Linked DNA regions of Homo sapiens: region 2 is linked to region 1. A link is a loop called in an ENCODE intact Hi-C map of the cell type or tissue named here. Cell type or tissue: psoas muscle. All regions are shown on one strand.

What was found. Hi-C counts contacts between places; a loop is a spot of excess contacts. Peaks named below come from ENCODE experiments on the same cell type or tissue, not always from the same donor. Only the 100,000 strongest peaks of a DNase experiment are listed, where the experiment ranks them.
Region 2: a loop joins it to region 1, with 1.9 times the contacts of the local background. A loop is called at or near these places in 11 of 110 quality-filtered maps.

The regions. Positions count from the first base shown.
Region 1 is chr6:16,106,887-16,114,886 of GRCh38, forward strand. It overlaps the pseudogene MDH1P2. Among named protein-coding and RNA genes, the nearest start is that of MYLIP, 18 kb to the right of the region's middle. In psoas muscle, no CTCF peak of the experiment used is centred here; a DNase peak (open chromatin) is centred at 3,265; H3K4me3 peaks cover 343 bases; H3K27ac peaks cover 3,734 bases.
Region 2 is chr6:15,875,219-15,883,218 of GRCh38, forward strand. No RefSeq gene overlaps it. Among named protein-coding and RNA genes, the nearest start is that of LINC02543, 120 kb to the right of the region's middle. RefSeq lists an enhancer at 5,040-5,089. In psoas muscle, no CTCF peak of the experiment used is centred here; DNase peaks (open chromatin) are centred at 4,943 and 6,146.

The sequences.
Region 1 (8,000 bases):
CTCCCAAAGTGCTGGGATTACAGGTGTGAGCCACCACGCCCAGCCGTAAGCCAGCTTTTCTTTTACTGGTCTTATAGCTTGAAAAATGATTTTGGCTTAAGTTTTCTGGGAGCTTCTGTCCTGAGAAGTTTCCCTACAGTCTCAATATCATGATGACAGTCTCGCATTGAAGAAGACTGCTCTAAGCAAGTCTTGATTCAGAGAACTAGGGATTCTCCTTCCCCAATTCCACACAACACCAGATGTTTTTCAGGGGTGTGTGTGCGTGTGTGCGTGCGTGCGTGCGTGCGTGTTTTCCCTCTCTTGTTTTAGCTTAACCAAACAAAAGCAGCAATGCCAACTATTTACTTACCATTCCAACATACCTAAGTATGGTACAATAAAAATATTTTAACCTGTTTTCTCACAGTAGCTCTAATACCAATCTTCAAGTTATATTCAGCATCTGCCACAAGTCACATTTGTTTTTGATATAGCTTGAATTTACTCATGTGTCTATGAAATGGAATCATTTTTAGCATTTATAGTGTATCATTTACCTGCTGTACAAATATTTTTGCAGCTTTTTGTATGTGCCAGCTACTTTTCTGAGCACTGGGTATCCAAAAAGCAAAACCAAAACCAAATATAAATATATTGTGCTAAAGGTTGTCACAAGTCAGTTGTGCAGTAGAGGTAACCTGACTCCCTGAGGCTCACTTTGCAAGTGCTAAAATTGTCACACAGTTCCCCGTTATGTCTGAATCAATACCAATCCTTGTGACTAGGGCAGCTGGTCAAATCATATATTCACTGCTCTACAGTATTAGAAATGCATCTGTCTTTGGTGAAGACTAGCCTATCATTCTTGTGCCATTGGATATCACCCCCATGCTTGTTGTCCTGAACAGTGTCCTAATGGAACAGCAAGACTGTGCCCTTCCCCTCCTGACAGATGTCATCCAAACAAACAAAGAAGTTGCCTTCAAAGACCTGGATGTGGCCATTCTCTTGGGCTCTGTGCCAAGAGAGGAAAGATTTACTGAAAATGTAAAAATCATCAAATGGCAGGGTGCAGCCTTGGAGAAATATGACAAGAAGTTCGTTAAGGTTATTGTTATGGGAAACCCAGCCAATATCAACTGCCTGACTGCCTCCAAGTTGGTTCCATCCATCTTCAATGAGAACTTCAGTTGCTTGACTTGTTTGGATCACAACCAAACTCAAGTTCAAATTACTCTTAAACTTGGTGTGACTGCTGACAATGTAAAGAATATTACATATCTGGGGAAACCATTCCTTCACTCAGTATCCAGATGTCAACCAAGCCAAGACGAAATTGCAAGCAAAGGAAGTTGTTTATGAAGCTCTGAAACATGACAGCTGGCCCCAGGGAGAATTCATGGCTGTGCAGCAACATGGTGCTGCTGTCATCGAGGCTCAAAAACCATCCAGGACAATGTCCACTACAAGAGCCATCTCCAACCACCTCAGAGACATCTGGCTTGGAACCCCATAGGGAGAGTCTGTGTCCAGTGGGGTTATCTCTAATAGTGACTCCTATGGTATTCCCAGTCATCGTTCTACTCATTCTCTGTCGTATTCAAGAATAAGACCTGGAAATTTGTTGAAGCTCTCTCCATTAATGATTCCTCATGTAAGAAGATGGATCTTACTGCAAAGGAACTGGCAGGGAAGAAAAAGAAACTGCTTTAGAATTGCTTTCCTCTGTCTGACTATAAATCATTTTGATGTTGCTAAATGCCCTAAAGCTGAAGAATCTAAATGTCGTCTTTGACACTAGTACTAAATAATAATACTGCTATGTGTAAATTACTCGTGAAAAACAACATGTTTTGAAGATTATTTGCTTCTCAGTACAGACTTGTGAGTGACAGTTTATTATCATGCCGTTAATCCTGCATTCTAAATAAAAATATATATTCAAATAAAAAACAATAAAGGCAGTCACAGGTTCCACTCTCTCTGATAGACACTCGTTCCATCTAGATTTTGCTTCTTCTCATTCCCTTCAGAAATAGATCCTAAAATGTATAGAATCCAAGAAATGTGTGAGGTTCCATCCACATCTTCTTACCAGGCCAAGCTACTTTAAAAATATGCACAGTGTTTGTGTGTGCATAAGTAAGATCAAAATTTATCACCATGATTCCAATGTGCAAAAAAATGAAAGATTTTCTTTCATTGACCTTATCTTGCTCTTGTTTTCTAAAATGCTTTATTTTTGTCAACTGAAAAGTAACAAATTTTTTTAACACGCTGTGCAGAGTTAACATGGCAGGCCTGAGATTGCTATCTTTAGAAAGGCCTGCTTGTGAGGTTGGCCCTTGGCTGGTGTCCAGGAATTTGGACTTGGGGAGGGTTCCCACCATTCCCAGAACTGATAAGAAGGACTCACTGTGCCTAAACTGTACAAACAATATGGTTTCTGCCAAACAATCTCTTTCCTTCTGGGCGTCTGGAATTTGGGTATGTGCTGGGCAGCGGTGCCTAGTGACCAGCCCCAAATAAAAACCATAAGTCCTAATCCTCTATTGAGCTTCCCTAGTAAACAACACTTCAGACCTGAGGTCACAACTTATTGCTGGAGGAATTAAGTGTGTCCTGTGTGATTCTGGTGGGAAAGCCTCCTTAGAAGCTTGTGTCTGACTTCCCTGGACTTCGCCCCATGCGTCTTTTCCCTTTGCTGTTTGTGCCTGGCATCCTCCTGCTGTAATAAATCTTAGTCATGGGTATGACTCTATGTTGAGTCCTGTGAGTCCCCCTGGTAAATCCCTGAACCTGGAGGTGGTCTTGGGAGCCCTGGACACATATTAATTATTGAGGTGTCCTATGCACCGAGCACTTTTCTAGGAGCTGAGGATATAGCAGTGAGCAAAACAAAAGTCCCTGCCCCATGGATTTTACATGCCTGGGGGGTGAGAGGGTGGAGGAGGAGAGGAAGGAGACAGCCCATATGAAATAGACAAGTAAATTGTGTAATGTGCCTGACGATGAGAAGTGCTGTGGAGGAAAATAAAGCCGGAAAGGAGGTAGGCAATGCTGGATTTGAGGCCTGCCACTTTAAACAGGGGAGTCATAGAAGGCTTTGAGTTAAGATCAGTAGGAGAAGGGGTAGGAATATCTGGGAACAAGGCTTTCTAAGCAAAGGGAACAGCTGGTGCTACAGGCCCTGAGCTGCAAGCATGTTCAGTTCAGGGACAGCAAGGAGGCCAGTGTGGCTGCAGGGCAGGGAGCCACAGGCCAGAGGGATAGAATATGAGACTCAAGAGTACAGAGGGCTGGATCAGGTGGGCCATTGCCAGCTTTCTGGCTTTTATTCTGAGCGAGGCAGGAAGTCATTAGAGGGCTGTGAGCAGAGAAGTGACATTAAAAGATTTGTTTTTAAAAGTATCACTGTGGCTATTGGTGGAGAATACATTCTAGGGTGGCAAAAGCAGAAATAGGAAGGACAGTCAGGGGATTATTGTAATAACCTGGGACTCATGGGTGAATTAGATATGTGATGGGGGAAAAAGAGGGGAGTCGATAATGATTCCAGGGCTTTGAGCCTGAGCACTTGATGAAGTTGCAGTTTACTTTGGGGAAACTGAGGAAGCAGCAGTCTTGAAGGGGAAGGGGAAGACAGAAATTGGATTTTGGATTTTCATTTTTTTTTTTAAGAGATGGAGTCTCATGCTGTCACCCTGCTGGAGGAGTGCTGTGGCATAATGTTGGTTTATTGCAGCCTCGAACACCACTTGGACTCAAGCAATCCTCCCACCTGAGCCTCCCAAGTATCTGGGACTACATGCACGCACCACCACACCTGGCTAATTTTTGTATTTTTTGTAGAGACAAGGTCTCCTTATGTTGCCCAGGCTGGTCTCGAACTACTGGGCTCCAGCAATCTTCCCGCCTCAGCCTTCCAAAGTGCTAGGATTACAGGCATGAGCCACTGCTCCCAGCATGGAAATTTGGATTTTAGATGTGTTAACTTTGAGATGCTTAACAGTCTAGTAAAACCGTACAGTTGATATTTCTATTTTGTAGATGAGGAAACTGAGGCACAGAGAGGTTAAATGATTTGCTCAGGGCCACACATCTGAGAAGGTTTCACATCCTCAGTCTGGTTCCAGCATGTATTCTCTCAAGCCCTCCACTACACTGGACTTGCAATCTTCTAAGCTAAAATGACTTCCCATGATGCAATAATAGATATACATTAATAACAAATATGTAAATGTTATTCAAATAAGATTAACACAATATAATAAATAACAAATACTTATTTGTAATTATTATTATTATTATTATTATTATTATTATTATTTTGAGACGGAGGTTCACTCCTTGTTGCCCACGCTGGAGTGCAATGGCATGGTCTCGTCTCACTGCAACCTCCGCCTCCTGGGTTCAAGCGATTCTCCTGCCTCAGCCTCCCAAGTAGCTGGGATGACAGGCATGCACCACCATGCCCAGCTAATATTTGTATTTTTAGTAGAGATGGGATTTCTCCATGTTGGTCAGGCTGGTCTCGAACTCTCGACCTCAGGTGATCCGCCTGCGTCAGCCTCCCAAAGTGCTGGGATTACAGGTGTGAGCCACCGTGCCTGGCCAAACTCCTGGTTTTTAAGACAGATAGATAGGTTCATGGATGGATGGGTGGATGGATCGATGGATGGCAGGCAGATATTGATAGAGATAAGCATGTGTGTGGATGAGTCATGAGTAATCCCTGCTGCCCAGTCTTTTCATGACTGAAGGATTTATTATCAAAAATGCTGGAAACATTGTTGACTAACAAGTCTCAGCTGCCAGCCCTTTTTGGAATTGCCTTAGCTAAAGAGAGCCACCTTGCCCGACTTCATGAACCCTTCCTGGGGAGGCTCATATTCAATGACTGATTGACTCAGGGGTATGAAGGCCTGAATCCCTCATCCCAACTCAGAACTCTAAAGGAACATCCAGCATCAGAGCTCCCATGGGGTCAACTGAGGTCTTTGTGGAGACCGCATCACAGCCTATCTTCTCCCTGTGCCCAATCCTGCTTCCTTCCCTTGCATTCCATAGTAGTTCATCCCTAGAGCGCTCCCTAACAAACGTTCTGCTCACTTATTTCTGTCTGCATTCAGTTCTCAGGGAACCCTTCCTGTAAACTGCATGTGTGAGTGCACACACACACACACACACACACACTCACATCCTAGCTCTCTGCTGAAAGGGCCTAGAAGCAATGACACTCCTGTAGCAATGAGTACTCCTAGTGCTCAAATATTAGTTTCTAAACATTATTCCCAATTAGCAGGGTATGGTGGCACATACCTGTTGTCACGGCCACTCAGAGGGCTGAGGTGGTAGAACCACTTGAGCCTGGGAGGTTGAGGCTGCAGTGGGCCGAGTTCACATGGCTGCAGTCCAGCCTGGGCAACAGGGTGAGAGACCCTGTCTCAAAAACAAAACAAAACAACAATTATTCTCCGCTAAAAGGAACAAGGGGTTCTTGGAGAAATGGCTGATTCCAGAGTTGGAAAAGAGAAAATAAAAAATGATCCTGAAACATCTTGAACCAGAAAGTAAAGAAGTGTTCAAAGAAGGATGGGGCCATGTCAAAAGAACACAGGAAATAGCTTGAAGGGTTCTCACTGGCCAAATCTTGTGCAATTTGAGTGTCAAAATAATGACAGTAACAAATTATAGCTCACTGAATAACATAAGAATCCATGAGTCTATACAGTGATAAGTAAATAAATGAATAAATAAACGAATAAATCAATGAGAAGGAAAAGCTCTTCACTGTAGTAGAACACCAGCAAAAAATCTAGAAGAAATGAAGTGATAGTCACCACTCGACAAACCTCATCGTCATGGTTGACTTGGACAAGAATTATCAACGGATGTTAAAAACTACTGGGTGAGAGTTTTGGTGAGGAATGGAATATAATCTATACTACATAATCTCAAAGTATCTCCCCACAAAGTACTTATCAGTTACAAGGGGTGAGGGGAAATGCAGAGGGGAATAATACCCTTACTGCAGGGAAACTGGGTAGACAGCATCTTAACTTAGTGATCAAAGTTAACATCACCCATAATGGAATAAATTTACATCCTGCCTCCTGATATCATGCACTGAGAATACAACATCTCTTTTGTGGTATTCCTGCCAAAAATGTATTACCTCAATCTAATCTGAGGAAACATTAAGAACACCCAATTGAGAGGCATTCTACAAAATAACTGGCCTGTATTTGTCAAAAATATCAAGGTTATCAAGGACCCACTGAGGAACCATTCCAGATTAAAGGCGACTAAAGAGATTTGGCCATGTGTGATCCTGGAGTGGACTCTGGACTGGATTTTTTTCTTTGTCTATTTTATCTTATTTTCACTATACAGGACATTATTGGGACAATTAACAAAATTTGAATAAAGTCTGTAGATCAGAAAATAATATTTTATTAGTGTTCATTTCCTGTTTTAATAAATTATACTGTGGTTATTTTAAGAGAATGTCGTTGTTCTTAGGAAATACATACTGAAGTATTTAGGAATAAGAGGGAATCATGTCTTCAATCTACTCTCAAATATTATATAAAAGTATCACATGCACACAGAAGAATAAAGCAAATGTGGCAAAATGTTAACCGTTGTGGAATCTGGATGAAGGGAATAGAGAACAACCGCTGTACAAAGAACTCTTTGTATTATTCTTGCAACTTTCTGCATGTCTGAATTATTTCAAAATAAATAAATGTTTAAAACGTATAGAGGCAATTATTTTTTATTCTGGTAGGAACAAACATTACCATCTTAACCATTTTTTGGTGTACAGCTCAGTAAGGTTAAGCATATTTCACATTGTTGTGAAACAGAGCTCCAGAACTTTTTCATCTTGCAAAACTAAAACTCTGTACCCATTAAACGACAACTCCCTATTCCCCTCCCCCAGCCCCTGGCAACCATCATTCTACTTTTTGTTTCTGTACATTTGAGTACTCTAGATACATCATGTAAGTGGAATTGTACAGTATCTTTCTTTTTGTGACTGGCTTATTTCATTTAACAAAAGTCCTCAGGATTCATCCATGTTGTAGCATGTGATGAGATTTCCTTCATTTTTAAGGCTGAATAATATTCCATTGTAGACTACACTTTCTTTATCCATTCACCTGTAGATGGGCATCTGGGTTGCATTCACCCCCTTTGAATATCTTACTTGATTGTCTACAAAATTGAAGATATTCACCACTAGGGAAAAAATAAAGTGCTAGAGAAAAAAATGTTTCAAAGTTTGGGGATGTATATTCACTAAGATGAAAAATTTAAATAAGCTGAATCAGAAAACTAAATAAGTATGCTAGACCAAATTCTCAGTATTCTACTGCTATACATAGATGCTATTTCAGAGTATATGTTATATAGGCTCTGGTGCAATATCAAAAATATTTTTAAATATTGTAATTGGAAAAGTAGAAGATAGTTATACCTACCAAATGATTACAGCTGAAGGTGACTTGCCATAGTTTAGAAATGTTGATGTATTTTTCAAAATTATTATAAAGATGATTTAGTATTTTATGTAGCTTTTTAGAATATCTTTTATTTTAACATGGCAAAGGAAATGCAGAAATGATTTTAATATACATTTCCATGCAGTCACTGCATAGATATTTTAAGAGAAGTGATACATTTAACAATTCATTTAAAATCAGGAAGGAAATATCACTAGAGTCATTATTTGAATAAGTTTTGTGCAGTTGTCATTGAAATTTAATACTTTCTATGTGTCTTTCATGTTTGTAAATCTCTAACTTTGCTGCATCTGGAGGCTGCATTGATAGTTTTATTTTTAGAAATGATTACATTAACCTGGGAGAAACTACCTTAACCAAGCAATTAAGGTTGTCAGTGTCATGTTTCCATCTTGTATCCCTTTATACGACTCAATGAGAATGTCACTTCGGCTCTGTGGGAATCTTACCCAAAACTTATACTTATTATTGAATGTTTCATGAGAA
Region 2 (8,000 bases), 230 kb before region 1:
GAAAAAAAAATCATTTTATCAAAAAGACACCTGCATTCAGTGTTTATAACAACACTATTCACAATAGCAAAGTCACGGAATCAACCTAAGTGTCCATCAATGATTGATTGGATAAAGAAAATACGGTGGCCCAGTGTGGTGGCTCACGCCTATAATTCCAGCATTTTAGGAGGCCGAGGAGGGTGGATCACCTGAGGTCAGGAGTTCGAGACCAGCCTGGCCAACATGGTGAAACCCCATCTCTACTAAAAATACGAAAATTAGCTGGGCATGGTGACGGGCACCTGTTATCCCAGCTACTTGGGAGGCTAAGGCAAGAGGATCACTTGAACCTGGGAGGTAGAGGTTACAGTGAGCCAAGATTGCACCATTGCACTCCAGCCTGGGCAACAAGAGCGAAACTCAGTCTCAAAAAATATGTATGTATATATGGTACATATACACAATGGAATACTATGTAGTCATAAAAAGAATGAAATAATGTCCTTTTTAGCAACATGGATGGAACTGGAGGACATTATCCTAAGTGAAATAACTCAGAAACAGAAAATCCAATACTGCATGTTTTCTCTTATAAGTGGAAGCTAAATAATAAGTACCCATGGACACAAAGATGGAAGCAATAGACACTGGGGACTCCAAAGCAGGGAAGAAAGATGGGGGGCAAGGGTCAAAAAATTACTTATCAGGCACTATGTTCACTATTTGGGTGATGAGTTCACTAGAAGCCCAAACCTCACCATTACACAATAGACCTGTGTAATAGACCTGCACATGAAACCCTGAACCTAAAATTAAAAAAAATACTTTCCTCATTGATTGTTTCATTTCTTCATATGGCTAATTAGTCACAGAGAAAAGATTATTCTCCTCTGCTGTGCCCAACCCCATACACTTCATGCAGGTCTTTCTTCAAACGGGGGACCATTATACTGGTGTCCATCTCTTTGAAGAAAAGGAGAGGGAAAATCTGGAGTTTGAGGCTCTGTTTCTTATCATAGTCTTTTTCATCTTTTAATTTTTGTTCAACCTTATCTACTATGGCAGAAACTACCAATACCTGAGTTTTCCTTTTGGAGGCACACAATTAGACATATTTCCCATCCTGTGGCATCTATGTGAGACTACAGAACTGATTCCTATCAACGTGACACATCTCAGGGAGGCAAGGTGTGTTACTTGGAGGGCTAGGTGTGTCTGCTATGCTCTCTCAGTCTTTCTTTATACATCTCATAAATGTAGAGAACTCTGACATACAGTCACAAGTTGACAGATGCCTGGATCCCTGAATGATTGCATGAGCAGAGCTCTACATCGACCACACTGAAATGTGACTTGACCGGGAACTTTTTTATGTTACGTTACATTGTTTGTTTTAGCAATCAAGTCTACCCTGACTCATAATTGCCAGCTTTTTCTCTTCTCCTTTCTTATTCTCTCTGGCCAAATGTTTGCTTGGTACTCTGTTCCTGAGTCATTTCTTGAATCTTCAACTGACTAACTCACCAGAGGCTACTTGTCAATGGCCCTAGCTCTTCAAAGACAGGGCAGGTATACTGTTCACCTTTGCACCTCTATTGTCATTCATGCAGTAGGTTCAATAAATAAATGTGTAAGGTGCTATTCATAAGATGTTGCTAAAATGGGTCCTTCTTCTCGAGGTTCTTACCTCAAATTGAGGAGACAAGATATATACATATGTAAGGTAGTATATGAAAAGTGCCAGTGGTTCATATACACCGTGAAATATTGTGCAGCCATAAAAAAGGATGAGTTCATGTCCTTTGCAGGGACATGGATGCAGCTGGAAACCATCATTCTGAGCAAACTATCACAAGGACAGAAAACCAAACACCTCATGATCTCACTCATAGGTAGGAATTGAACAATGAGAACACTTGGACACAGGGCGGTGAACATCACACACCAGGGCCTGTCGTGGGGTGGGGGTCTAGGGGAGGGATAGCATTAGGAGAAATACCTAATGTAAATGATGAGTTAATGGGTGCAGCAAACCAACGTGGCACATGTATACCTATGTAACTAACCTGCACGTTGTGCACATGTACCCTAGAACTTAAAGTATAATTAAAAAAAAAAAAAGAAAGAAAAGAAAAGAGAAAAGTGCCAATGGTTTGTTCAGAAAATAACTGCAGCTGGGGATCAGAAGAGGAAGCTAATATACAGCCTACTGTAGTTAAGGAAGTGTTCACATCAGGGAGGAGAAGTGAGCTAAGCTTTGAAGGGCAAGTAGGATTCTAAGAGGTGGAGGAGATGGGAGAAATCACAGGAAAAGAGAAAGAGGAGGCATCTCTAGAGTTGCCCAGTGACATAAGCACAATTAAAACTTGGTTGTGCACATCATTCTTCCACAAGTGAGGTCCTAACCCAGTTGACTAATCAATAAAATTATACTTATCTGCTCCTGGCATATTATACTTTCATGTACATCTTTGGAACAGTTCTCCTGATCTCTCCCTATATGAGATATATAAATAAGTGCTCATTATTGATAGTAATTCCTATACTCTATCTGACATAGAGTCAGATTATTATTACCAATAAATCAGAGAGTTTCATCTGGCATTCTCCTCCATTCTGTCTGTCTATCAGTAATTTAAGCTTGCAGTCTCATTGAATATATATTCCTCTGTAATTTCTTCCCATGGCTTAAAACTAATTTTAACAGCCCTTTGCATGTGTAGATACATTTATTTTAAAGGGCTCTCATCCATCTCTCATCATAGGATATGGAGAAGACTGAGGCTATCTCCTGGAGCAGAGACTTTAAGTGCAGATGATATTAGCTGTCTATAACCAAGACAGGGCTGTTGGCTTATTATGGCAGACAGGGTTGGTAGTTCATTGGTAGTTTTCAGATGAAGAATTCACTATAAGTGCTAATAAAGCCAGGCCAAGCTGATCGTTGTCCAGGAAGGAGAATAGACAAGGAGAGAGCTCTCAAGAGGGTCAGTCATCAGGAAAGGAGTGGAGAGAAAGTGTTCTGGGGGTTCCAATATGGACTTAAGAGAAGTCATCTCTGAGAGCCTTGTTTCATGTTTATTTTCAACTAGATCCATCCTTTTCCCATTCCTAGCATTCACGCTCCCATCCCAAATCACTGAAGGGTTTCAGGTCTTGTTATAGGAACTATTTTTTAAAAAGTGTTTTTTTGTTTTGTTTTGTTTTTTGAGAGCGGGTCTCACTCCGTCACCCAGGTTGGAGTGCAGTGGCACAATCTCGGCTCACTGCAACTTCCACCTCCCAGGCTCAAGTGATCCTCCCACCTCAGCCCCCACAGTAGCTGAAACTACAGACATGCGCCACACACCTGGCTAATTTTTGTATTTTTTGTAGAGATGGGGATTCGCTACATTGCCCAGGCAGGTCTCAAACTCCTGAGCTCAAGCATTCCACCTGCCTCGGCCTCCCAAAGTGCTGGGATTACAGGCATGAGCCACCATGCACGGTCTAGGGAACTATATTTGATACAGTTGTGATTGTAGGGAAAAATGAGAGAAATGGAATATTTACCCATAAAGTGTAGTTATAAAATTCCTTTAAATTTTCTATTTTCTTCTCCAATATACTTGGAAGCTCAATATATTAATATTCTAGATGTGCTGAATACCCCCCTCTTCTGTCTCTGAGAACACTTACAGTCCTCGCCATTCATCTGGCCCTCCACAGAGTCTGCCTTAATACTGAGGCTGGCTTTTCCACAAGTGCTTTCTCCTTCCTTAGTAGTTACTCACAGACCACAGTTCTTGGTGGTCACCTGTAGACCTGGTTCTGAAGAAGCAGCATAATTGTTACCTGTTTTTCTTCCCAATAGACTCTGAGCCTCCTTGACGGGAAAGATTTTCCTTCTGGACCTCCATCTCCCTGGTGAAAGAAAGGTGGCACATGGCAAATCTTCAACAAACGTTGGCTGTTTGAATGGATTGGTGAAGGATGAATGGATAAATGAAGTGCAGATCCCTTGCAATTGGAGTCTGTGTTAGGGTCTGTGTTATACCTCCTGTATCCTTGGTACCTGGCACTGTTCCTTGAACAGAGTTTTTAAACCCGTGGATGCTCTTTCAGCATGGAAGTCACTGGAATCAGTATTTAGGGGAAGAGTTATGAGTTGTTCTTTATTTCTCTATTAGTTATAACCAGCTTACTTCCACAAAGAGCTTAAAGAAAAAGAACATTAAGACTAGGACTTTTTCTCAAACATCTTACAGATTACAGGATTGTTCTTTTGAACTCTGAAAAATAAGCTGGTTTTGCTGTCAACTTTATGATTGGGTCAGAAGTCATCAGTGCTTTAACAACAGAATCTTGGGTGTGGTGTTTCCATGATTTCACCCAGGCATGTTCCCAGCATGAACATAAGGGAGGGAACACATGATTAAATAACGGTTTTTAACATCTTGTCACAACTACATGTTTAGCCGGACTCTCAATAAAAAATGAATGTGTCCTCAGAGTCACTTGTCTGTTTTAGACACATTTCTAGCAGCACTTTGAACTTTCTTTAAAACATCACACGCCCCTTGAAAGCAGAGTCTGTGCTCTCAGGCTATGTGTGCAGTGAGTGTCTATAAATCCGCAATCACTTTCAAATCTATGGGATTATAAGGCCAGGTCATCCCATGCCCTCAAAGCTGAATTCCAACTTAAATCAAAACCGTTTTCTGACTTAAATCACAAGTGCCCTGACTGGTATGCTCACAACTTTCTTTCCTAATGACTAAAATGGTCTGTGTGTGTGTGTGTGTGTGTGTGTTTTTCTCAGTTTGGCTCTCCCCCTTTCCCCCCTCGTCCCATCTTTCTCCTTATCTCAACAAAACCATCAATTTGCCAAGTAACCACTGTGGAAATTTCATTAGAGCTGCTGTATTTTACTGTAAATATCACCCACCCAGGGCATCCGGTTGAGCGGCACCAGATGTGCTTTCCTGGCCGATCGCCAGCCTCTGCTGAGCCATCGCCCTAGAAGGACATTTTCACCTCTGTGAGTTCGTCACATCAAGAGTAGCTCTTTCCAGAGACTTCTGTTAATAACAGAGAAAGTCTGTCTTGCTTTGTGCTTTAAATTGTGTGCCCCATGTGCTGGAGCTGCATCTGCACAACAGTCTAAAGGCGAACAATTGGGCTCTGTGGTGTTTTGTGGTGTATAAAGTGAGATTCTCATTCTGTCCTAATGAGATGAGTCCAGGCGACTCTGCACACCACTGTAGGGTGGATTGAAGAGATTTGGCAGCCTCTCCATTCCCTCTTCTGGTTTTGGTTTTCCCACCTCTTTACCCACCCAGGTTTCTCCCAACCTGCTCTTGGTACAAGCTGAAGCTCCAACCCTCAGTATCTTAGCATGTGACCTTATTTAGAGATAGGGTCTTTACAGGGGTAATCAAGTTAATATGAGGACATGTGGGTGAGCCCTAATCCCATATGACTGGTGTTCTTTTCTTTTTTTTAACTTTTATGTTCAGGGGTACACATACAGGTTTGTTTTATGGGTAAACTCATGTCGTGGGGGTTTGGTATATATTATTGCATCACCCAGGTACTAAGCATAGTACCTGTTTTTTTTTTTCTGAACCTCTCCCTCCTGCTACCCTCCTCCCTCAAGGGGGCCTCAGTGTCTGTTGTTCCCCTCTTTGTATCTCTGTGTCCTCATTATTTAGCTCACACTTATAAGTGAGAACATGAAGTATTTGGTTTTCTGTTCCTGCGTTAGTTCCCTTAGGATAAGGCCTCCAGCTCTATCCATGTTCCTGCAAAGGACATAATATTATTCTCTTCTTATGGCTGCATAGTATTCCATGGTGTATATGTGCCACATTTTATTTATTCAGTCCACCGTTGATGGGCATTTAGGTTGATTCCGTATCTTTGCTATTGTGAATAGTGCTGCAATGAACACATGCGTGCATGTGTCTTTATGGTAGAATGATTTATATTCCCTCGGGTATAGATCCAATAATGGGATGGCTGGGTCAAATGGTAGTTCTGTTTTTAGTTCTTTGAGGAACCACCACACTGCTTTCCACAATGGTTGAACTAATTTAGACTGGTTTAAGAAGAGGAGCAGAGACGCAGAGGCAGATGTGCAGAGGAAAGAGGATGTGATGACACACAGGAAGAAGACGGCCATGTGGCTGGGGTGATGCCTCTACAAGCCCAGGAACACCAGGGATAGCCAGCAAACATGAGGAACTGGAAGAGGCATGGAAGGCTCCATTCCTAGAGCCATCAGAGAGAGGATGGCTCTGCTGACACCTTGATTTCAGACTCCCAGCCTCCAGGACTGTGAGAGAATACATTTCTGATGTTTTAAGTTGCCCAGTTAGTTCTTGGTGTCTTGCAGCAGCAGCCCCCAAAAAGGAGTACCCCTCTCTTTCTCCCACTCTGCTCACAGCAGCTGTCTTCCAACTCAGGGTCGTTCCACAGTCATGCTCCGCTCTAGCTGCATTCCAAGTGGCAAGTTTTTCTCTCTTTGCCCTCCAGCCCTCACAACGTATCAGTCTTTGTCCACTTCTCCAATGCCTCAGTGTCTTTAGAGTTATTAATAGTGAAGGGACTACCTAAGAACAGTGGCATCTTAGGGCACGGCTGCTGGGCTGACAGGTCAATGGTCTGGGTCCAGGTTGTACATAACATCTACCAGAGGTTTCCCAGGAAAAATGGCTTCCACTGTTTCTCAAACTGGAATCTGAGGTCTCTCTAAGAGTTGTTTTTCTTGAGACAGGGTCTTGCTCTGTTGCCCACACTGGAGTGCAGTGGCACAATCACAGCTCACTGCAGCCTCGACATCCCGGGCTCAAGCAATCCTCCTACCTCAGCCTCCTGAGTAGCTGGGACGACAGGTGCATGCTACCACGCCCAGCTAAGTTTCTAATTTTTGGCAGAAATGGGGTTTCACTATATGGCCCAGGCTAGTCTTGAATTCCTGGACTCAAGTGATCCTCCCACCTCAGCCTCCCAAAATGCTGGGATAACAGGCATGAGCCATTGTGCTCAGCCACTCTGAGAGTTTTTTATCTTGTGTTTTCATTTACAAGACCTTCTAAAAAGTTATTAGTCTTCCAATTATAAAATCAAAACTTCTGTTTTGCAGTGATTATTACAAGCAAATATAATTTTTAAATCCATTTTCCTCGAACACTTTTTTCCCCCCTTAAAAGGGGGCTATTTATTTCTCAAAATTAAGAAACCATGATGCAAATGAAAGGAATGGTCGGACAGAAACCTGGGCTGAGAGGCCTTTGGTCTTACCGCTGGCTTATTCTAATTTTGAGCTGGATCTCATTCAATGCCAAGCCAAATTTGCCAGCTCATCATTAGCCATTACATGTACAGATATATTTGCATGAGGATTTTAGAAAATAAAAACAATTGCTCACCTGTCTTTCTATCAACTGAAACAGCCTTTCCAAATAACACTCTCTTTTCCCCTACCGCACCTCATGGAGCAAACATGCTGTGAGCAACTTTTAAAATAAATTATTCAGAATCTTGGAGGTTGGAAGATGGGGCAGAAGTCCCCTGGAGTATTTTGAAGTAAACACCAAATTATAAATGAAGAGCTCTTTATACACAGGTTATAGGGGCAGGAACAAGGACGGAGTGGATGGGCTGGATTCCAGCCCCTGGCTAACCTTCAGGAAAACAACTGAGTCTCAGTTCACCGGCTGGGAATCCTGAGGGGTAGTGCCCCTGTCTCTGAGGGTCTAGTGGAAAGGTTCCCTGATGAACCTCTGTGTGGATGCATGTGTGGGGGAAGAGTTCTCTTCTCCAGGCCTGGTTTCCACCGTCTGGGCATCATCTACCCCTAACGGAGGTGTGCTGTCTCTGCTCAGGCTGCAGAGAGGACGGGTGGGCCTGAGCGGAAGCAGAGAGTGGGAAGAGATGGCCTTGGGCATGCAGGAAGCCCTCTCTGGGCTGCCTTCCAAGGGCCTGATTTCCAGCTCTGCCGTGGCCCATCCAGGACAGAGGGCTTCAGCAGCTGT